Regions from separate parts of the Mus musculus genome. Here regions 1 and 3 are each linked to region 2. The links are chromatin loops, found by intact Hi-C in ENCODE. Cell type or tissue: gastrocnemius. All regions are shown on one strand. Region 1 has its middle 9.9 kb from the start of Gm42294. Region 2 overlaps Tnfsf8 (tumor necrosis factor (ligand) superfamily, member 8). Region 3 has its middle 36 kb from the start of 8030451A03Rik.

Region 1 (8,000 bases), 160 kb before region 2:
GGCTTTTGACCCTGGAGAGTACATCACACGTCAGAAACTAAGTTTCTGCCGCTTTGGAAGATGGAAAAATACAAATCTCTCACTTGTCCTGAGTGCCATCCCAGCATCCCTGTGTCCTGGGATGTTATGGTCTACACCCTCTGTCACCTGACCTGAAGCCCTGATTACTTTCTTCCTGTAATTAAGTTTACAGCTTTTGCTCTTAGGCCTTTACTATACCATTTTAAAGTTGGTAACTGAGTTATGAAATTGATTTACAATTCATACAGGGAAGAAAAACTGCCTAAGAAAACAACAGTCCAGGACCAAGAGTAAGGAAATCAGATGTCAAGTTCAATGATATTATGTAACACTACTATATGTAATATATGTATATATATACGTATACATATACATATACATACATATAATATATAACATATATATATGTATGTATGTATCTGTAAATGTACATACATTGATCCCAATACTTTGTATCGATCCATGTGCTACTTCTTATTTTGTGCCTTCACCACTTACACTGGAAACCACTGTGTTAAAATCTAAAAGCAAATCCACAAACAAACAAACATCAGATGTGGAGGCATACACCTGGAATCCCAGCTTTCATATGTGAGGGAGAACTAAGAAGATTCTTGCTCAAGTTCAAGGCTAGGTCTATGTAGCAAGTTCCAGGCTAGCCAGGGATACCCAGCAGGACTCTGTCTCAAAAACATGAAACAGCCGTTCTTCCTTCTCTTCGCGCCCCACAAGCAACTTCCGACTTATGGAGCTTGCCTTTGACCTTCATCACAGCGGTGTGCTTACACAACCATTTTGTAAGTTCCTTTCCACCCGCACTCCTAGGGTTTATTCCTGTTGCTATAGTTATATTTCATTTCCTCTGCCAAACGGTAGTCCACTGTGTAAATGTCGCACGGTGTGTGTTTAGTGTCTGGTAGTAGGCGCTTAGTTTCTCTGTGTATTCTCGACAATATTACTTAGGCTATTCTCACATACACTCCTCTGGGAAGCAGCTGTGACTCTTGCTAACGTTTTTAAAACTGTAAGGAAGGTGCACACGTGTAATGTGTGGTTGAAAACATTCTGCTTGCTTCGAATTAAACAAGTGAATTGTTTTCTTGGTACGGAACAATTAAACCTTAGGGCATTCCAGAAGGCTAATATTTCATTGTACAAAATAACAAGTTCCTGCAATTAATTTCTTAAAATAAAGGTGTCCTGGGAATCTTTAACTCTGCAGCTTTCATTGAACTGTTTTTAAAAATTCTTATTTAGGTTTCATAATCTTAGAGAGTTTGTATCCTGGCTTCTTAACCAGACAAGAAGCTATGTGGGGATGTAGAAAACATAAGGACGTATCCCTTCCATTAATGGGGAAGAAATGGAGACTCAGCAACATTAAGAAATCTGAACAACAGAACTGGGCATCGATCCAAAGCCAACTCATGTCTCCCCATCTGGTGCTGAGGGCATGGTTGGTACCCTCCTCTCCTTGGTCTGCTCCTACCCTTGCTGCTGTGGATGGCATAGGAGGAAAGGAAATCTGCATTCAAGAGGCTGACTCTCCAAGAATCGCTACTATTTCTTCGCATGTGTGCGTGCTCATGTATGTGTGTTTCTGTGAGTTCCTATGAAGATCGGAGGTCTGTCAGACCTGGGATTTACCCAGGTGCATTCCACCTTGATATGGGAGGCAACATCTCAATGGCTTGGATCTTTTCAAGTACAACAGGTCATCTGGCTAGTGGGCCTCAGTTTTCCACCTGTTTCCACATTCCTCACAGTGGGATTAAAAGCCCACTAAACACCATGGGCCACTCTGCTAGGAGTCTGAGTTTATTTTTTGTATCAATCCATGCAATGTGGATCTTGCTATCTGTATTTCCCAAGTTAAGGAGAATGAAGCTGAGAACAAGTGATTCTAAAGCAAAGCTCAGTACTCCTGTCACACCCTATTCTATCGCAGAGCTCAGTACTCCTGTTACACCCTATTCTATCGCAGAGCTCAGTACTCCAGTCACACCCTATTCTATCGCAGAGCTCAGTACTCCAGTCATACCCTATTCTATCACAGAGTTCAGTACTCCAGTCACACCCTATTCTATCGCAGAGCTCAGTAGTCCAGTCACACCCTATTCTAACTTCCCTACTCCTCACAAATTAGCCTGTTTTCTTCACTCCAGAGTGAAGAGACAGCAAACCTGGCCCTGATAAGTGCTGCCTTCCACTGGACTTTGATGGAGCACGCACATCTTTGTTGTTGGAAGCAGAGCGATGACATCAATGGCTGCAATAACCATAAAGTTTTGACTGATGTGCATTTGTGAGGACACAGCCCTGGACTCACACTCACACTGAGCCCTCTGTGATCTTTTTTTTTTTTTTTTTTTTAACTCTCTGGCTGGACTATAAGAAGTGTATTCACGCGGCATTTGAAAGAGAGAAGGGAGGGGCATGTGGGAGGGTTGGAAGGAGGAAAGGGAAGAGAGAAATGTTTTAGTTATAATATAATCTCATAAACAGAAAAAAAGAATGGGGTATGTGCAGTTGAGTGGGCTTGAGTTCAAATATTCATGAGTGTGACCTTGAATGGATTACTTAAGTTCCTCAGCCTCAAGTTATTTCACTTGCAAACTGGGGACAGTGAGGAGAGCCTTCCTCACAGGGTTCTTATGACCGTTAACCCGTGCAAACCTCTTCAAAGAGCACTACTGTAAATACTCAGTATTAGCTACTGGTGTTGTTGAGTGCCTGCTAACAGAGTAGATCATTGAAGCAGGCCAACATCCAGGCTCCTGTCGAGGATGAATGATTCTGTGACCCATCACAGAGGGGAGGGGAGTAAATGACACGAACATGGTGTTCTCATGGAGTCAATTAGACTCTTACAATAACCCTGCAAAGCTGACCGAGTCTACTAGATGCCCCATTATCTAGAAAGCTACGTCTGGTGACCAACTCAAGATCCTCCCTTCTTTTTTCCCTTCCTCCCTCTCTTTGTTGCTATGGAAAACAGATTTGTATATATTTGTGGCCCTGATGTCTCAGTGTCTGTGAACATTGTAATATATTAACTCAGGTTGAACAAACACACAGATGACTTTACATCCCCCTCACCCCATGTTTTTTCCTGAGGACAGAGCTTACCGTCTGCCATGTGGGATGTATTCTTTCCTATGATTTCCGTTTGAAGAGACCAGATATTAAAAAAAAAATCAAAAGGAGCACTCTGTCCCTATTGTAAAGACCCACCACATTTCCCATCTCTCTGACTTTAATTAATATGGCAAAATGGGACTGTCAGATGTCTTAAGTAAACTTTGTTCCAATTGATGTAGTTCACTTGTGCATGAAGGGGATTTGCTTTGAAACCCTTTGGACTTATCTTCAAGGGCAGAGATCGATGTGTGAATTCAAGGATCTTTCTCTAGTTCCTGGGGAAGTTGGGCACTCTGTTATTCCTTTCTCTGAGAACTCTCCAGTTATGCTTGGGACTGCATCCATGTTTCCAAGAAGTTGCCATAGTTATAGCAGTTTGTTAGTATGAAAACCACAACACTAACACAGTACATTCTGCTGAGAAGAAGGGTTACTTTTTTGCCAGTTACAACTGGGTGGGGAATTACCCGGTTTTGGCTGGAATTTAGCTCCAGTGCTATGGCTGATAGTGTCCTTGAGCTGTATCAAGGAGTCAGGAGCATGTGAGCAGGACCCCACAGTGAGGGGAAGGTTTGGTGTTCTATGTGGAGGGGTTCATGAGACTGAGATCTGGCCCTGGCTCTAACATTTGTTCTTGGTGTGACCTTGGTCATGGACCTCTCTTTTAGACTGTTTCTGTGTCTCAGGTCAATGAAGTTGTTAGAGAGCTTGTCCAGCAGAGGGTGATATTCCTCCTATTTTGGCTGGGCCCTACTCTGAGAAGCCAGATCACTTACTGCCCTGGGGGAGGAATCCATGATCTAGTCCCTGGTGGAGCTAGATCCCATGTGGGTTTTTAGATTTGTAGCTGGCCAGAGTTCTGCACAATATTGTTGTTGTTGTTGTTAAACCTCACATCATCTTCTAGGTTGTGTATTAGCCTTCCATTTCCCAGGCCAGGGAATTGTCGGGTTCCAAAGCAACTCAGGTCAATTGGCTAGCCATGGTGCCTGTTAGCATACCACAAAGCAGATGCTGGCCCCCAGGATCACCCATTACCTGTGGCTTCTCTTAGCTCTCCTTGCTCTGTTTAGTACCCTGAACCTCTCCAACCCATAGACTCCCCTTCCCTTCTCAAGCTTTCTCCCTTATATAACCCTGGCATTTCAGCCACAGGTTCCATTGGTTCTGTTGTCCTTGGTCTTCTTTTCTTGTTCTCTGCCCTCCCCTCCTAGACCCCATGGCCTGGTCCAATCTGCTGGCCATGTTTTCTGTCTACTGCTTTCTCTCCGTGCTCTGGACTCTTGCAGGTGCCTCTGGCTGTACTCTTCCTCACATCTACGATAAATACCTTCTCCTCAACCATACCTTGGAGCAGCCATATCTTCATTTCGCCCTTGAAGCACCTTGGGGAATTGAGAGGACCTGCCTAGGATCCTGCTGGGCCTTTTTCCCATGGACTGCATCAGGTAGCCATTGTTTGTAAAGAGCTTCTGTTGACCATAGAAGATCCTTGACACATATACTGAGGAGGGCAGAACATGAAATCCTATTAGAGTTCAGGGGGAGCCTCACTGTGTAGCTCCATACAATCTCCTTTCCCATAAAGCTTTCCTTTTTTTTAGTGAAGGGTCTGTGAAATGTGACCTCAGGAAGGACAGCAATGGCCCCACGTTGCAGACAGTGGAATCCACTCTAACTTACCTAAGTAGCAAATGGGAATTTTTAGAGGATATCAGGAAACTCTCAGAATCTCCAGAGGAGCCAGAGGAGAAAATTTGAAATGGTGTAGCCATAAATAGTGCCCAGCCACGCTGTGGGGGCTTTTCTGGAAAAAAATCACCACTTACACAACTTCTCAGTAATTGGGATTTTGACACTGTCCACCCCATGGAAGCTAAGACTGAGTGAGGCCTTCTGTGTGGAGGGGTCCGGCTGGACACGTAGCTTGATTCAAATCTCCCTGTGGATCGACTTTACAGCGAAGGAATGCAGGCTGCGAGAGAGTGTAAGGTTTGCTCAGTTAAACCTCGCTGACTTCCAGGGTTGAGTGTGAGGACTTCCAGCTGGAGCTAGGAGTTGCCCTGAGTCATTAAAGGGCATTTTCTAAGAGAGGAGCAGCACCGCTGGCTTCTCTTTTTAATCCTCTTAAATATAGTACTTTGGAAGGAACACAGCCGAAGGAATATTAATTTCTTGTTTCATTTTGTTGGTGCTGGGGACTGAGGCTAGGTTGTCACTCCTGCTAGGAAAGTGTCTGCAACCGAGCAGTTCCCAGCTCTTACAATTTTTTGTCTTTCTTTAAGTTTGAGATGGCTTTGCTAAGTTGCTTGGGCAACTTAAGCCTTCAACCTACTGTTCTCTCGCTTCATCCCTCCAAATAGCAGGGTGTGCAGGCCTGGACCACTGGAGCCAGGTGCATTCTTATTTCACGCTTATTTTATTGTCTTAAGCTTCTGCTCCTCTGGTGAGCCCTGAAGGGGAGCAATTCCCACTCGATGCTCTGGGGCATTTCCTTGATCTAAAAACAAAATATTCCTGGACTCTGGAGATATCGTATCATAGACTCACTCAGTCTTTTCAAGTCATCAACCAGGAAATAGTCTCAAGACATTTTTTTTGTTGTTGTTGTTCAAAGTCAAACAAAAAAAGTAAGAGCTGCATTTAACAAATGTTGACGGCGTCTTTGTATTCATGATACTAGGTGAAAGGCAGAGATGTTCTTAGTTGCCATGGAGTTTCATATAAACAAAAGGAACATTTACTAACCGTAAAGTCATTTGGAAAAAAAATACTTTAAGACAGTTTTCTTTTCTTAAAAAAATTAACTTAAAAATTAATTCTTTGAGAATTTTCTCCTTGTATGCCATGAACTAGATTGATTCCATGTTTCTTTTCCAGCTTCTTCTGGAATCCCCACAACACATCTCCCAAATGCGTGTCTTTTTTTTTTTTCATGTTTTTAAACAACCCACTAAGTCCAGTTAGTACTGTCCATACTTGGATGAATGTGTGGCCATCCACTGGAGAATGGGTAACTTAATAGTGCCCATACCCTCAAAGAATGATGGTTCTCCCTCCCTTGGCATCTATCAATTGCCAATACTTCCTGGGGAATAGGTGGGGTCACAGGACTCTCCCAAGCTTCACCTTAGTCTATTTTGTCAGAATTTTGGCTGGGTTGATTTTGTGTAGGTATTGTGCAGATAACTACCACTACTGTGAGTTCGTGAATATAATAGTCATGTTGTGTCCAGGTGACAGCATTTCAAGCATTCTTACCCATCCTCTGGTTCTTAATGTTCTTTCTGCCCCCTCTTCATGGTATTCTTTGCAAATACGTGGGAGTTTGGGAGGATTGATAAAGATGTCCCATTTAGGGCTGAGAACTCACAATGTCTTATTCTCAGTACATTGACCAGGACCGCATTCATTGTTGTCCCCTGTAAAAAGAAGGTTCTCTCTTAAGGCTGAATACACTCCAGGTCCATGGGTATGAACATAACCATTTAGAAGGAATTTTGACAATAGGATGATTTAGCAAAATGAGAGTAGCTGGTTCTGTCCCAGGGACATCAGCCATGGAATTTTGGCCATGTTTATGTTAACTAGGCATGATATTTCTTCCTGAAGAGAAGGTTTCACATCCACTCAGAACATTGTTGGTTACTCCATAATAATCAGGCCACTATTGCTTCAGCGGGCTCATCTTGCCTGTCAGATCAGTACTATAGCAGGCAGAGTCTAATGCTGGGTAAGACCACTAATGTCTTTTCTCTCCCAGCAGCTTCTAGAACTCATTCTAGCTCTGTGAAAGCTAGCCAGTAGGAAGGAAGTTTGTAGGTTAGTATGAGATTGATTTCTTGAGGTCTTGGAGCCAAAGTATATGGTATCTCCAACATTTGGGGTCTTGCCATGTAGTTATAGCAAACTGCCAAATAGCTTGTGCTGTTTTAGAGCCCACTGGGGTATCCTTGACTAATAGCTCAAAGAGAGGTATAAGATGTTTTTCTTAATTAAATTAAAAAAAAACAACAATGGTAGCTAAACAGGAAAAAGTTTAGCTTTGTTATCAAAAAGTGAAGACTAGCCTTTTTTCTTTCTATCAATTGTAACATTTAAGGAAAAGTGCTGGTGAAGATGTATGAAAGTTTTCAATATCATATGCTTGTCATGTGAGCATCAACCAGCCTTTGTGAAGGAGAGAATTTGCAATGGTTTCAAAACATTCCTACTGAATATCTGCTTCTTAGATATCTGCGTATTGAATATATATAGTAAGGATCCCAGTTTGACTTGATGTAAATACTCAAATTTAGAGATAGCCATGCATGACAGAAAACTCTGACACAAAAGTCAATATATATGCATCATTTTCCTCTGTAGAAAAGAAATCTGGGGTAGCCTTTGAGCCGATGTGGAGAAAGCCAGCTTCCCTCAGTCCTTGGTACTGGCCCTCTTAGTGCATGGTCAAGGCAGTGGCTGGAGGAGGTCCAGCCATCATGGTCACTTCTATGTAACAAAGGAAGAACACTTTAAGCCTCGACACGTGCACCTGCAGAAAGCTTCAAAAGAATGCTTTCAGTTGGGCACCCTCCCTACAGCTGTGACAGAAGGAATAGAAGAATAAAGGCTTTGGGGAGGCCTATGGTTCTCTTCAAAAGGAGTTCAGAAAATTATGTGTTCCTTTGTCTGTTATCCCTGTACTTTGTAAATTACCCCTGAAAAAACATTAATCACAGGTATATATGAATGTGAAGGATATAATTTCTAGCACACTGTACATGTCAGCATATAAATAAAGCCATAGCATCACTGTTAAAACCACATCCAGTAGAATGTGACTACTTTGATATTAC
Region 2 (8,000 bases):
ATCATCTAAGCAGTGTTCTTGTGAGGCTTGTTGCTGCCCTGCACATACTCGTGGATGTGTATAACCAGAAATTTGATCCCAAAGTGTAATAGTCTAAGGAAGTGTGACTGTTGTCCAATCTCATCTTTGGGACTGTAGAACATCAACCAAAAGAAACCAGAGAGATGCAAATCGGACTCTCTTTGCTGTGAATCACTTTCTAATTTATGTTCCCTACAGCTCTGATGGGCTTTTGACTCCTCCCAATCTCTCCAGTATCAGCCCATACCCTCCCTCATTTTATTCTGTGTCTTAATAGTAATAAATGTCATCACCACTACCACCATCATAACTAATGTTGACTATTTCTGTAATGTTTTACTGAGCATGCTACAGCCATGATTTCATTTTTACATTTTTTTACAAGCATCCCATAAGAGATTTAATTTTTACAATCATCCCATGAGAGATAGTTTACAGTTATCTCTGTTATTTACATTAGAAACTATAGGTTTTAAAAGTTTAACTGGAGGGTGGGCAAAGATGGAGCAGAGACTGAAGAAATGGCCAAACAATAACGGCCCAACTTGAGACCTATCCCTTGGGTAAACACTAATCTCTGACACTATTACGGATGCCATGTTGTGCTTGCAGACAGGAGTCTAGCATAACTGTCCTCTGAGATGCTCTACCCGGCAGCTGACTGAAACAGATGCAGATGCCGTATGAAGTATGAAGCAGAGGACTGCTTTGTATTGCCTCAGCAGGAGAGGATGTGCATAATTAATCCTGCAGGGACTTGATATTCCAGGGTGGGAGGGGATATATGGGTGAGGAGTGGGGGAGCATCCTCCTAGAGGAGAAGGGGAGGGGAAATGGGAAGAAGGACTCTGTGAGGGAGGAATGGGATGAGGGTGCAGCAGTTGGAATATAAATAAATAAATAGATGAATAAGAAAGGGTTAACTGGCTTGTTCTCAGCCACACATCTAGTTGCTAGTAGGGTGGAGATCAAAACTCAGTCAGTGTGACTCTAATGCCCAAACGGATTTCCCCCCACTCTACACAAGTTTGGAGACGTGCAGCTCCAGTACACAACTACATGGATATGCTTCCACCTGCATACCTCTGGTTCCTGTCAAGTGGAATGCCCTGCCTCTATCAAGCCAGTTGTCCTTTAAAACACATCCTGGCAGAGACTACTGTTTAGTCTCTCCTACTGATCAGCCAAGAAGATGCATTTGCTGAGTGGAGTCAACTAGACCATCTCTCTTATTTCCTTCTGTAGCTCTGGCTGGACCAGTGCTAAGGGCATCAGTGTAGTGAGAAGGAGTGCTTGCTTTTTCCCCTGGCAGGGAGAATATTGGCCTGACTCTCACAGATTCTAAGTTAGGTGGAAAAGTAGGATTCATGCCCTGGATCAAAGCCAGGATGTCACATCAAAAACAGGCTCTATCTCTCTAGTCCTAAGGTCCCTCTGTATCAGGTGGCTTGTGGTGATATCTGCCAGAGCTGAGCATCTACAGATGGTGGCAGAAGTACAAGCCCAGGCTTGTCTCTCACACATGCAGGCGTTTTTTTCTTCTGTTTTTCCCCTTTGGTCTTCATGTGTACAGTGGGGTGACCTCAGCTGTAATTCTGAGAAACCCAATGATGGAAAAAGTCTACCTTATTTTGAAGCATTTGCATTTCCTGAAGTCAAATGGCAGGCATACTGTAGTTTTTCTTCAAGAATTGATTAGATAGTTTCATGCTTAAGACTAAGCACAGGCTTCTCCTTCTAAGAATGCCATTGCTGGAGTTGGTTCAAGGAGGGGCTGGGTATTGAGAGATTGACACTGTTGAGCTGGAAGAAGACCTTGGAGAAGGGTGCCATCTCTGTTACTTCACTTTTGGAGGTGTCAGCAAAAGAAGAGTGAAGGATGCGTGGTGGGGTTCAAACCCCAAGAGTCTTAGTGGCTTCTGAAGGCTTAAAATGCTCTCAGCTGACAACTAACACCACTCTGATCTCCTTTTCCTCACATGGTTTCCGGGGCAGACATATAAGAAGGACACCCAAGTTATAACCCAAGTCACAGAGATGGGAGCTTGAATATTTGGCCAGTCAGTGCTGTTCAAAAAGTGGGCTGGCCGCTTTGAAAGTCACAGGGATCTTGCTAAGACCTAGACAATATTTTGTGGGGTACCAGTCATGCAACTCAAGTCTCATCAGCTTGTGAACCCATGATAAGATAGTCTATTGTGGATATGAAGACTTGTATAGGTGCCCCAGGCAGTAGGAATCTTGCTGTGGCTCCAGAGATTTGTGGACTGAGCATCTAGACTGTATCTCTGCAATCTGTCTCCTCAGTGCCTGAGTCTGGAGGGGTTTATTCTGAGAGAAGAGGCTTAGTTGATGTTTGGATGTTGGGAGTCTGGAATATTCTCTTTCAGATTTTAGCGTTCCTATTTAGATGGGGAACATTGTTGACTGAGATGTAGAAATGCCTTTCTAGATCATTCTAGAGCAGTGAGGGTTAAAGGGAGGAGAGATGAGTCTGTAGCCATTACACACACCCGGGACTGAAGCCTCAGGAGACAGCTGGAGGACGTTGCTGGGAAAGCAGCTTCAGGGTGCCTTCCTGATCCTGAGTCTGGGAGAGTGCCCGGGTCAAGTCACAGGTCAGGGAAATGGGGCTTTCGAGTCAGATGATTTGTGACCTAGTCAACTTCTTCAGAACGACTCCTATAAGGACCGGGCAGATGGTGCTTCTCAGAGAACATGTGGTTCTAGTGAAGGTGTTGGATCCGTCATTTCCTCTCCCAGAACTTCAGCTCCTTACTGTACCAGTGAAGTAAACCCAGTGACACTCAACAGAGATGCGTAGCTAATATGACACACATTAAGATTACAGATGTCTAGTAACAGACACAGCACATGGCTAGCCGTGACTCTGAGAATGTGAGGTCGCTTTTCTTTTTGTCTCTTTTTCTTGTTTTCTTGGGATAGCTCTGTGATGCCATACAGAGAGGATTAGATAACGAGATGCTCATTAAAATGAAACACTGTATTACCTGTGAGAGTAGAGTTTCCCACTTCTGGACACAATTGTTTGAGGCTCTCTGATTTGAAGGGGTGGGGCGGGGAGGGATGAAACACTGTATCGCCTGTGAGAGTAGGTTTTCTCAGTTCTCTACACAATTGTTTGAGACTCTCTGATTTTGTGGGGGAGGGGAGGGTGAAGACCTCTTGGAAATATCTTAATCTTTGAAGAAACAGAAGAAACGTTTTAGTTTCTTCTTCCCTGGAGAATGAATACCCAGGGAAAGTCCCAACAGCGACATCTAGAGGAATCTTCATTCCCAGCCGAATTTGGGATCAATGGGAACTCTTAACCTGGCGGGCATTGTGCAAAGGGTCACTTCACAGACATTCCTTCAAATCTAACCATTTCCTTGATGCTACCAGGCCAAGAATATTTATGATATAGACAGGAATCTCAAGAGAAGTCATATGTAAAAGGGAGACTCTGGATTCACAACGGTCCTTGAAAAAAAAAATCCCTAATAGACAGCATGCTTATTGTTGAACACAGAGAAAACAATGAACAGAAATGGGTTAAAATGAAGTTAGGATCCACATCAATACTGTGAAGGCTTTTGGGAGCTGGAAGTGCTGACCTGTTGTGGTAGTAAGGTAAACACATCTGACTCTAGGGCACTTCATTGCAGGTAATGCATGTTAAAGACTGATGGGCCTGACAGTTGGTGGTGGGGCTGTTTAAGAAACATTGTAAGACTCTTCTAACATTCTAAATGGCCTTTCCTGTGCCACCGCTCATTTGCAGTGCGGAAGCACAGAAGCGCTCTCAGGATATGAGACCCGTGTGAGTCCAAATCCCACCCTGGTTCCCTACTGCTTGTACGGATTACCCCGAGTATGTGAGACTTTCCGAGTTGCTCCTTCTTCCTCAAAGTGAGCGCATCCACCTTAACCGCTTGCAAGAGGATTAAATGGAATAATGGACAACACTGAGCCTATTGCATACCACACAAATAATACCAAATAGTGGCTCCCCTTCTCTGGTCTGGGGCCTGGGTTACCTGCCTGGCACACAGATGTCTCTGGGGCTTGAACAGAGTATAAAAAGGAACCAGTTTGAGGTCTAGTACTATCTACCCTTCTTCCCTCCTCCCCCCTCCTCTCCCTTTATTTCCCTCCTTCTTCCATCCTCTTAAAGTGCAGGATGATAGGCAAGTTGGCATATCCTCTGGAGCTGGAGACTGGGAATTATATCTGGCAATTCTAGCATCAAATGGAAACCTTTTTACCTTCTTTGTGTTCTCTCCTCTCCCCTATACCTCATGTTGTCTCCTGCCTCCTCATTCTTTTTTGGGTATGTATGAAAATTAGGAGTTGTGGCTTTAGAATGCTAGATAGCCTATGCAGGACTCCATTCCACATCATTCAGAATGGCTCACTTCCTGGGTATTTTCCACAGAGAGATTCCTAATTCCTCTTATCTCTGCCTTGAGCAAAAGAAAGTGGGTTTAAGAGCAGGTTTTATTGAGTGTGTTAAGATTGACTGGAGGAACAAATAGGTTCCTTGTGGCAAGTGAAGTATGTGACCGGCTGAAAAGCAATTTATCCCCATGGGAAAGCATCGTATGATGCTGCAAAGGGGACGAAGAAAAATGGAACCCAGGAGTAACAACTGCAGACGTGGATATTCTGGATCCAGCCCCATTCCACTGACAGAGTAAGACTCTGCCAGCCAGTGTTTATTCTTCTGAGGGGAAGGGAGTGTGAGGACAAGGAAGACTGTCATTCCTTGTGCCTTCAGTGTGGCTTCTATATGACAAATGGTCATAGACCATTTGGGTCAGTAAAATACTGGGGAGAAATTAGTCTCCCTGGCTGTACGGTTTTCTCACACTCAGTATTTCTTTATCATATAGCCTGCCTCATTTCACCTCTTTTGATGCCCATTTTTCCCTTTTAGCTTTGGACGGTATGAACATCCTCAGGACATTAAGGACCTCTGGGTACCATGGGCCACATAAGCATTTGCAAGAAAAAAACCAAAGCAAAATAAACAAGTTAAAAAAAAAGCAAAACAAAAAAACAAAACCAAAAACCAAAACCAAAACCAAAAACAGAAACAAAAAACCCAAACCAACAACTTTTTCTAATGACAGGATATGGAATCACTCCAGGTCACATGACCCTCTCAAGCCTGTCCCAAAGCACCAGTGGCCCTCTCTGTCCATCCCAGAACTTGGTGACAGAGTATGCTAGCCTTTGAGAAGTTCCTAGTGGCTGAAATATCTTCAGCTTTACAAAAGAGAACCCCAGACGCCTCCACCACCTGCTGGGAGGCACAGTACTGTACCATTTTGTCCTGACAGCATTTCTGCACATCTTACATCCTTCTGCAGATATTGGTATACAAAGATTTGAGGTTTTGTTGGGCATGGGGCTGGAAAGCTGTGTGACCAGGGGAGCTGGTTCAGAGCAAGAGTGAGGATGAATTGTGTCCAAACCCTGAAAATCTTGTCTTGAGTCAGGCAGGAGTAGGACTGCTTCCTCCTTGCTCTGGGCTTGCACGGCCAGGCAATGTAAGCCTTATGACCCCCCACCTCCACCACCATTGAGGTTGTCACATAGCCTGCTGGCCAGATTATAGGTTAAACTTCATCTCACCCTTATAAGGATATGTCCTACAAGCACCTGGGATTCCTCTTTATGCAAATGAAACATTCCCCAGCACTTGTGCCCCAGCCAAAGATGAACACTCACCCTGCAAGCCCCTACCCATGCCCCAAGGGTTAGATAGTTCTTGTTCTTCCCTAATAAAGAGAGCTGTTTCACTGAAAACTGTCTCTGGAGAAGGCTGTTTCTCCTGATCTCATTCAGTACAAGATCCTGTCTAACCTACCTGCCTTGGCTAAGCTTCATTCCTACCAGTCCAGCCTTGTGAGGAACGGTGCCTGGTGGGGTCTGGAGGGGGAAAAGCAGACCCAGGGCAGTAGTTGAAACTCCTGGGAAATCCAGGTAAAGAGCCCTATAATCTGAGATTTGGACGAATGAGCCCAGTAGTGAGCAACACTAGAGAGTCAAAACTCACTGGAAGCAAAACATTAAAACAAGAAATGACAAGAGGATGCAGGAGCCTTGGTTTTAAGCTGTATGTGGAGGAGGCAGACTGTTTCATGGAAGATGGAAGAGCAAAGTGGACCAGATGGATGCTCTGAGGTCCAGCCAAGTGGGAACATGAAGGTGTATTTTTGGCTTGATTTCATGTTCATGGTGGTTCTCTGCAGGAGGCATGTTACCTCTGTCTGCTAGAGGAGAGAATAAAACCCAGCACGAAGCATACAGGACAGGCTTGCCTCCCAGCCTTCCAGTTTGTCCATGAATTCAACTGAATGGCTAACAAGCCTCAAGCACAGTGGGCCGAGTGCAAGTCAGCCATTGACTGGGTCCTATTCTGGCCAGGAATGACAAGTTTGTGTTAGGGCTCATTACTAACACGGGTGTGGTTTTCTGTGGTTTCCCTGTAGCTAAGGATATCCTGTGCTTAGCATGTGTGCAGAGCCCTGCATCCTAGGCTCTGGTCAGTGCTGGTTTCCTGGTTACAACAGCTGTCATGGTAGCTGCAATCCTTGCAGCTTCTGTCCTTGTGACAAACCTCATGCCATCCCTGGGACTTCCTCCCAGGAACTTCTGGAAAGTAGGTCTGCCCTGCCTGGGATGTCTTGCAACAGTGTTCTCTTTTTCCCTGCCTGCTTCTTTTCCTTTCCCAAAAGGGCAATTTGTTTCTTGTGTTGGCTTAAGATTAGTTTGTTGGTGAAAGAGATTGTGGCTTCAGATTTTCTTCAGACAACTGTCAGGCTATTTCTTTCTCTCTTTCTATATAGGACAAGAGAATTCTAGTCTCAGGAAGTGTCAAAGAGCTCTGCTAGTGTGTGTGCACATACATATTCATGTGTGCATACATGTGAGGTTAGAGGTCAACACAGTATGTCTTCCTCAATTGCTTGCTGTCTTTCTTCCTTTCTTTCTTCCTTCCTTCCTTCCTTCCTTCCTTTCTTTCTTTCTTTCTTTCTTTCTTTCTTTCTTTCTTTCTTTCTTTCTTTCTTTCTTTCTTTCTTTCTTCTTTCTTTCTTTCTTTCTTTCCTTCTCCCTCCCTCCCTCCCTCCCTCCCTCCCTCCCTCCCTCCCTCCCTCCCTCCCTCCCTTCTTTCTTTCTTTCTTTCTTTCTTGTTTTTTTTTTTGGGGTTTTTTTTTTTGTTTGTTTGTTTTTTTGTTTTTTTGAGGCAGGGTTTCTCTGTATCGCCCTGGCTGTCCTGGAACTCACTTTGTAGACCAGGCTGGCCTCGAACTCAGAAATCCGCCTGCCTCTGCCTCCCAAGTGCTGGGATTAAAGGCGTGTACCACCACCGCCCGGCCCTACTGTCTTATTTCTTAAGACAAGGTTTCTTACTGATCCCAGAGCCTTCCAGTTTGGGTAGGCTGCCTGGCCAGTGAGACTCAGAGACCTTCCTGTTTCTGTGTTCTCAATGCTTGTATTATTGGTATATACAACTGCTCCTGCTTTTTATGTGGGTGATGGGGATGTGACTCAGGCTTTCATGCTGCATAGCAAGCATTTACCTGCCTACAGGCTTGTAAAAGAAGCATTCTTTCTAGCTCCAACTTGAATTAATTTAGTATATTTAGTCCAGTGATGTTCAGAGGGGAGAAAAGTTTTCCTAAAGAGACACCAGTTCCTGCTGGTGTGGGAACCAGGTTTTGGCCTCAGATGTTATTTTTCTCCCTCATCCTATTATAGGGCCCCCAATTTGTGGAGTCAAGGTAAGTATGCATGTACATTAAAAGTGGGAGTTAGGGGCCATGCACAGCAGGGTGCTGGCTGAAGTAGGGGCAACAGAGGAAACCTTGGAGTCTCATATTTGCAGGACTCTTTTGTCTTCTGTATAGCCTTTAACAAGTCCCCCTGACTTCCCGGATCTCAGAAACTTACCTGCAAACGGAATGTCA
Region 3 (8,000 bases), 100 kb after region 2:
AAGGCTCATGTAACAGAGAAATTTGCCCAAGAATAATTTCTTGTAAAAGTGATTCCAACCCAGGAGACAGAGACATTCGTCATGTCTGGGGCTGACTGCTTTTTTTTTTCTTTCAGTAAGAAGCACATTTGTGGGAATATGGATTAAATCAGAGGTGTTGGGGTTCATCACTTTGTAGGGGTAGCTCCTGTGTATGTGGTCTCTGGGGACGTGCTCTTTCAGAATTCCTTTGTTCTCCAAAGAAGAGTGCTTACATTTCCCAGTGTCTCAAATCTTCATGCTTGTCTCAGTCCATTGCACTTGGGATGCAGGCTAGAGACTGAAAACCTGGAGAGGAAACATCTTCAACACCTTGGAAGCAAGAGAGAACCAAGTCAGAGGCCTAGAAGGGAGATACCGTAGGGCTGGGGGTGAGGGCAGATTGCAGTTCACCTAGTTACCATTAGTACCTGAGGCCCTTGCCATGTCAAGTCAAGGGCTTGCTGCTGCTATGAGAATCTCTTTCTTGGTATGACTTTGGTCTTTCCAAGTCTTCCTCCCTTAGCCTATTTTGTTTTCTTGTGGAATCCATTATTAGATTCTGTTTCTCTCTATCACTCAGCAAGCAAGTCTACTCTGTTTATGACAGAGGTTGTTTTAAAACAAACATCACATCTCTGTTCTTTATCAATGATCATTTTCTCAAGAGGTAGTTTCTATTCTCTCCACTCTCCTGGAGGCCTACATAGACCTCATTCTAAGGATGGCAGATATAATACCTCATCTGTCAACAGAGTGAAAACTTCTTTTCTACAAGGCTTGATGTGACCTCTGAATTCCAAGTATCCTCCGGGCAGTATAAATTGATTTATTAATGAAGAGTTTGTAATGGGGTGCCTATCCATCTAATGGTAGATGTGGCATTGAGGATTCTTTACCCGTGGCGTGCTGCAGTGGTGGGAGTGGATATTTGAGACATGACAGTGGTGGTCCAGTAGACGTGGAAGGGATTCAGTGCTCCTCTCCATCAAAGCACAGTGATGGACATACTCAAGAATCTGCAGTCTGCTCTGAGGTCTCATCAGTCACATGGAGTGGAAGGCACCTAATGCGCTTCACTCGGGTTTTTGGATTGACACATCTGTCCACACCTGGATCTCCTGCTCATCTGAAAGGCACCCAGTGGAGCATGGTCCTCAGCCTCTTTGAAGTTGGCTCTACTCTCTTTCTGACTCTGAGGCTCTTTTCGTACACTGAGGGCCTCTTCTTCTTCTCCTCTGCTAGCTACTTATTAAGTCCTTAGTGAGAAGAAAATCTACAGAGCAAAGACGATGGCTCTGGGGACAACCAAGGCCTCCTTTGGTCCTTTTGAGCAACTCCTGAGCACACAAGAGAGGGAGGCCATGCTGGAGCTGCCCCCAGCATGCCTGGGAAACTCCCCTCTCCTTTCCTTCATGCTCTTAAGGACCTTCAGCATCAGTGATGCTTTGAGAGGTCAGTGGATGTGCCTTCTCTCCCTCTGATTCTTAAGAAATGTTCCTTCCCTGCTCTGAAACTGGGAGGGTGCTCCTGAGGAACCCTGTGAATACAGAGTCCTGGGAGAAGTACTTTTCCTTTGGTTAGGCGTGTAGTGTACTCTGTCTTTAAAAAACACTGAAATTCATAGTATTTGCCCCTCACCTCAACCCAAGTTTTCTGCTAAGTTCACTGGAGGACAATCTAATTCTCTGGATAAAAGTCTATTTCTACATGCCCTCATAGAGCAATTCTGTGACTGTTTCTCTAAACCACACTCTTCTATTCTCTTTTGTTAAGCTCATGGCAAGGGCAAGCATGATCTGAAATCAGATCCATGATGATTATAGGTGTGGCATCAAGATCACTTTCTGTTTATTTCAGCTGTACAATGATGAACAGGAGTTACGGGATACTGTCAGCACTCTGTTAGGAATCCTGGGCGTTCCTAATATTGATGATTGATGCTGTTACGGTTTGTGCAAGTGGAGCACAAACTCCATTAGTAAGTGGAGCTAATGAGACTGCTGAGCCCTCCTCCCTGGTCTGCTTATGTGTTCAGTGAACAAATAAGTAGTAGCTAGGAAATGCTAGGATGGCTTTGTTCTTGGTGCCGAAGACGAGGTAAAGAAAACATGGTCAGAAACTGATTTCCAGAGACAATACACAGGAATAAGCAAAAGGGTAGAAGTGCATGCTGTAGAAGAAAAGGAGTGTTGGGGATGGTGTGTGTGTGTGTGTGTGTGTGTGTGTGTGTGTGTGTGTGTGTGTGTGTGTGAGAGGGAGAGAGAGAGAGAGAGAGAGAGAGAGAGAGAGAGAGACAGACAGACAGACAGACAGACAGACAGACACAGAGACACAGAGATGGAGAGAGAGGTGGGGGGAGGGTTATGGAGGAAATATCTCAGGGAGATAATGGTGCTGGAATACAACTCAAAGTTAAAATAAGCCATACCTGTGCCAAGGGAAGAACATTTTTTGATTGAGGGTTGGGGCTCAAGATAGAGTCTCTCTATGTAGCCCTGTTTGTTCTAGAACTTACTCTGTAGACCAGGCTAGTATCAAAATCACAGAGATCTGCATGCCTCTGCTTTCCAAGTGCTGGGATTAAAGGTCTGTGCCACCACTGTCTGCCTGGAAAAACCATTTTTGATCAAGGACTTCCAGTGGCCATGCCTCCTGAGTGGCTTAGTGGGAGGCCAGTCCCCCAGAGCATCATAGGACAGAGAGGTAGGCATCTTCAAGGCCACTGTTATGTTGAGTTTTTCTTTGAACCAGAAGACAAGTGTCAGGATTTGAGCCACAGAGCAGCACAATATGATTGAAGAGAACACGTTATAGTGCTTTTGGATGGAGACTGGCTCCAGGAAGCAGGTGCTAAGGTGCTCTTGACTTTATGCCAATTGCTGCTCATGTTAATAAAGATGATGTGCAAGAGCCAATATCTAAACAGGGCTTGATAGAGAGAAAGCCAACAGCACTAGGCATAGTGAGAGCCATGGGGAGAAGTTGGTCCCACATTTCCCCACCTGTCTCCATGCTGGGAATCAAAATGAGTAAAGAGGACTAGAAGTATCACTGGTAAAAGGTTAGAGATAGACCAGGACAATGGGGGATATTACAGGTTGTCTTTATAACCAGCAAGAGGGGATGAGCAAACAGATGGAAACCAGAAATGGGCTTAGGGTACAAAGGAGCCAGTTGCTCAGCAAGTTGTAGAGGAGGCTGTTTATTACCAGGGCCCATGTCAAATCAGAATGGTAGTTGGTCACTGGGACAGAAACACCTCCTTGCTTGCAATGTTCCTGTCCCCACCCTAGGATAAAAAGCAGATAAGGAATTAGGAAAGAATTGATGGCCAATCAGGCTTCTTATAAGTCGCTAGGAAGTATTGGAGACTCCCATGGAGAAGGTTAATGCGAAGGGGAAGAAATTGTTTTCTCAGAGGTATCGGCAAATCACCAGTCTAGTCCTCTTGCCAAGAACCCCAATAACATCAACCATCTCTATTAGGAACACCCGGGGTCATTGCCCTCCTAAGATGGGAGGAGGCTGCCACCTGCTGGTTCTTTTAAGTACCTACCCAAGACATTTGCCTTATCTTTCGATTTGAGGGCGAGAAACCTGTGTGGAGAGTTGTCTCTACAATCACTGCTCATCATCCTCACCCCGCCCCTTGCCATTAAGATAGTCATTCTTAAATTTCATTTTATAAGATATTCAGAAATATTAGGTGGGTATTCCAAAATGACTTGGCAATAGGAGAGCGTGAGATACAAACCAGGCTGTCCACACGACTATCAGCGTTTTACAGAGGGCGCCACAGTACCAGCTTGTGCTGGTTTTGCAGCCTGTGAACTGAGATGAGGGAATAGGTACATGGGAGGTGTTCTGAGCATTCAGAACCGTAGAGTGGGATAAAGGAATATAGCTATCTTTTGTGAGGCTAGGCCAGTGCCTGGCAAACACAGAAGTGGATGCTCACAGTCAGCTATTGGATGAAACACAGGGCCCTCAATGGAGGAGCTAGAGAAAGCACCCAAGGAGCTGAAGGGATCTGCAACCCTATAGGTGGAACAACATTATGAAGTAACCAGTACCCCGGAGCTCGTGTCTCTAGCTGCATATGTAGCTGCATATGTATCCTAGTCGACCATCACTGGAAAGAGAGGCCCCTTGGTCTTGCAAACTTTATATGCCCCAGTACAGGGGAATGCCAAGGCCAAGAAGTGGGAGTGGGTGGGTAGGGGAGTGGGGGTACATGTAGGGTATAGGGTACTTTCGGGATAGTATTTGAAATGTAAATGAAGTAAATACCTAATAAAAAATTGGAAGAAAAACAATGTACGGGCTTTCTCCAAGGTACCCAGGCCAGAGGAGTCTGTAAGCATCATAGACTCTGGCACTTAGGGCCTAAGTGAACTTGGAGGAAGGCATTTCACTGTTGAGAAACTCATCTTTCCAACCTGTCGTGGCAAATGTGGCATGTGTCTATGGGAGCTTCTTAGTTTGGACTCCCCCACTGTACCCTGTGAGTATTTTCTGTGAATTATTAAGCTTTTCTTTCTGGTCCTGGTAGGACTGGGGCAAATCCCAAATGAGCCTCACTTGTCTTCTTTTCTAGAGACTGGATACATCTGTGGGCTTCTTGGGGTGGTAGGAGGACCAGGAAAGAGATGCTGGTACCAGACACCAACACAAAGCCTGCCTGCCAGCACACACTGGCATCCCCAATGCTCCTGAGCTGGAAGGGTATGAATGGGTGAGATACACACCTTTCTAGTGAACAATTACACTTCTTAGAGAGCAAGGCTAACTATGCCAGGCCTGGGAGCAGTGTCTTCAGTAACTCTCAGCCATAGTCTGTGGAGTCACCTTCACCTCTGTCCCTTACCCTCTTCACCCCTGTCATCCAGCACAGGTCTCACCTTGACCTCACTACTAGGCCTCTTACTCAGCACAGTCACCAAGAAAGGGTTCCTTATCTATCCTAGAAGTGAAGATTCTGACACTCAGGACCCTCCTGTCACCCTGTTCCCAGGTGAATGAAGCCTCTTTTCAGCTTCTCACATCCCTCATTGGGCTGCCCTAATAGACACGAACAGCCGAGTTCAGAAAAATAAATCTCAGGTGATTATCATAAGCAGCTTGGAATAGGGGTAAGGTGTGGAGGAGCTCTCTGTGGTCCCAAACCTATGAGCGCTACCTGTAGACCTCACACAACCCCATGTTGAATCTGCACATCCAGCCAGAGCTCAGCTTCCTTCTCATGGACCCCCGAAGCATCCTGTATGCTCTCCTCCATCCTATCTCCAGCCCACTTCCACGCAGCACCACCACATGGTTTGAGGGAAAAGGGTCTGAACGTAATACTCCCCTTCCAGCAATTCTACATTGAAGTCAGGAATCCCTTTTCTGGACCAGCGAGGGCTGTGTGACGGGTCTTGTTGCTCCGTGTAGCCTTATGTGCTCTGTGTCTATGATGGCTCACTTCCATTGTCAGCTTGGCTGGGTTAGGAAATCCATTAGGGATTAATGAGGCGCACCCTTAGATGTGTCTGCTCGGGTGTTTCCAGAGAGGATCAAGGGAAGGAGTGAAAGGTATCCTGACAGTATATAGCTCCACCCTACGGGCTGGAATCCTGCCCTGGATCAAGTCAAAACAAGGAGAGAACAAACTGAAAACCTACCTTCCTGTCTCCTGTGGATGCGCTGTGATCTGTTGATTTCTAGCTACTGTTGCACTCGGTCCCATAGCTTCCCCAGCTACCGTGGAGGACCATGATCCCAATCTATCAGACAAAATAACCCAACCTTTCCTTTTTTTAAAAAAATTTTTTTTTAATTGGGTATTTATTTCATTTACATTTCCAATGCTATCCCAAAAGTCCCCCAATGCTTCCCTACCCACTCCACCACCCACCCACTCCCACTTCTTGGCCCTGGCATTCCCCTGTACTGAGACATATAAAGTTTGCACGACCAATGGGCCTCTCTTTCCACTGATGGCCGACTAGGCCATCTTCTGATTCATATGCAGCTAGAGACACACGCTCGGGGTGGGGGTGGGGGTGGGGTATTGGTTAGTTCATATTATTGTTCCACGTATAGGGTTGCAGATCCCTTCAGCTCCTTGGGTACTTTCTCTAGCTCCTCCATTAGGGGCCCTGTGATCCATCCAATAGCTGACTGTGAGCATCCACTTCTGTGTTTGCCAGGCCCAGGCATAGTCTCAAGAGACAGCCATATCTGGGTACTTTCAGCAAAATCTTGCTAGTGTATGCAATGGTGTCAGCATTTGGAAGCTGATTATGGGATGAATCCCCAGATATGGCAGTCTCTAGATGGTCCATCCTTTTATCACAGTTCCAAACTTTGTCTCTGTAACTCCTTCCATGGGTGTTTTGTTCCCAATTCTAAGAAGGGGCAAAATGTCCACACTTTGGTCTTCGTTCTTCTTGAGTTTCATGCGTTTAGCAAATTGTATCTTATAACTTGAGTATTCTAAGATTCTGGGCTAATATCCACTTATCAGTGAGTACATATAGTACGAGTTCTTTTGTGATTGGGTTACCTCACTCAGGATGATGCCCTCCAGGTCCATCCATTTGCCTAGGAATTTCATAAATTCATTCTTTTTAATAGCTGAGTAGTACTCCATTGTGTAAAGGTACCACATTTTCTGTATCCATTCCTCTGTTGAGGGGCATCTGGGTTCTTTCCAGCTTCTGGCTATTATAAACAAGGCTGATATGAACATAGTGGAGCATGTGTCCTTTTTACCGGTTGGAACATCTTCTGGATGTATGCCCAGGAGAGGTATTGCGGGATCCTCCGGTAGTACTATATCCAATTTTCTGAGGAACCGCCAGACTGATTTCCAGAGTGGTTGTACAAGCTTGCAATCCCACCAACAATGGAGGAGTGTTCCTCTTTCTCCACATCCTTGCCAGCATCTGCTGTCACCTGAATTTTTGATCTTAGCCATTCTGACTAGTGTGAGGTGGAATCTCAGGGTTGTTTTGATTTGCATTTCCCTGATGATTAAGGATGTTGAACATTTTTTTCAGGTGCTTCTCAGCCATTCAGTATTCCTCAGGTGAGAATTCTTTGTTTAGCTCTGAACCCCATTTTTTAATGGGGCTATTTGATTTTCTGGAGTGCACCTTCTTGAGTTCTTTATATATATTGGATATTAGTCCCCTGATTTAGGATAGGTAAAGATCCTTTCCCAATCTGTTGGTGGCCTTTTTGTATTATTGACAGTGTCTTTTGCTTTGCAGAAGCTTTGCAATTTTATGAGGTCCCATTTGTAGATTCTTGGTTGTACAGCACAAGCCATTGCTGTTCTATTGAGGAATTTTTCCCCTGTACCCATATCTTCAAGGTTTTTCCCCACTTTCTCCTCTATAAGTTTCAGTGTCTCTGGTTTTATGTGGAGTTCCTTAATCCACTTAGATTTGACCTTAGTACAAGGAGATAGGAATGGATCAATTCGCATTCTTCTACATAACTGCCAGTTGTGCCAGCACCATTTGTTGAAAATTCTGTCTTTTTTCCACTGGATGGTTTTTGCTCCCTTGTCAAAGATCAAGTGACCAAAGGTGTGTGGGTTCATTTCTGGGTCTTCAATTCTATTCCATTGGTCTACTTGTCTGTCACTATACCAGTACCATGCAGTTTTTATCACAATTGCTCTGTAGTACAGCTTTAGGTCAGGCATGGTGATTCCACCAGAGGTTCTTTTATCCTTGAGAAGAATTTTGCTATCCTAGGTTTTTTGTTATTCCAGATGAATTTGCAGATTGCTCTTTCTAATTCGTTGAAGAATTGAGTTGGAATTTGGATGGGGATTGCATTGAATCTGTAGATTGCTTTTGGCAAGATAGCCATTATTACAATGTTGATCCTGCCAATCCATGAGCATGGAAGATCTTTCCATCTTCTGAGATCTTCTTTAATTTCTTTCTTCAGAGACTTGAAGTTCTTATCATACAGATCCTTCA

The links. Hi-C counts contacts between places; a loop is a spot of excess contacts. Peaks named below come from ENCODE experiments on the same cell type or tissue, not always from the same donor. Only the 100,000 strongest peaks of a DNase experiment are listed, where the experiment ranks them.
Region 1: a loop joins it to region 2, with 7 times the contacts of the local background. A loop is called at or near these places in 25 of 42 quality-filtered maps.
Region 3: a loop joins it to region 2, with 2.3 times the contacts of the local background. A loop is called at or near these places in 7 of 42 quality-filtered maps.

The regions. Positions count from the first base shown.
Region 1 is chr4:63,682,473-63,690,472 of GRCm38, forward strand. No RefSeq gene overlaps it. Among named protein-coding and RNA genes, the nearest start is that of Gm42294, 9.9 kb to the right of the region's middle. In gastrocnemius, a CTCF peak has its summit at 3,880 (motif pointing right); DNase peaks (open chromatin) are centred at 1,443 and 3,889.
Region 2 is chr4:63,840,817-63,848,816 of GRCm38, forward strand. The region is part of intron 2 of Tnfsf8 (tumor necrosis factor (ligand) superfamily, member 8); the gene reads right to left. Among named protein-coding and RNA genes, the nearest start is that of Tnfsf8, 16 kb to the right of the region's middle. In gastrocnemius, a CTCF peak has its summit at 3,305; DNase peaks (open chromatin) are centred at 3,300 and 6,283.
Region 3 is chr4:63,944,695-63,952,694 of GRCm38, forward strand. No RefSeq gene overlaps it. Among named protein-coding and RNA genes, the nearest start is that of 8030451A03Rik, 36 kb to the right of the region's middle. In gastrocnemius, a CTCF peak has its summit at 3,561 (motif pointing left); DNase peaks (open chromatin) are centred at 3,564 and 3,785; H3K4me3 peaks cover 285 bases.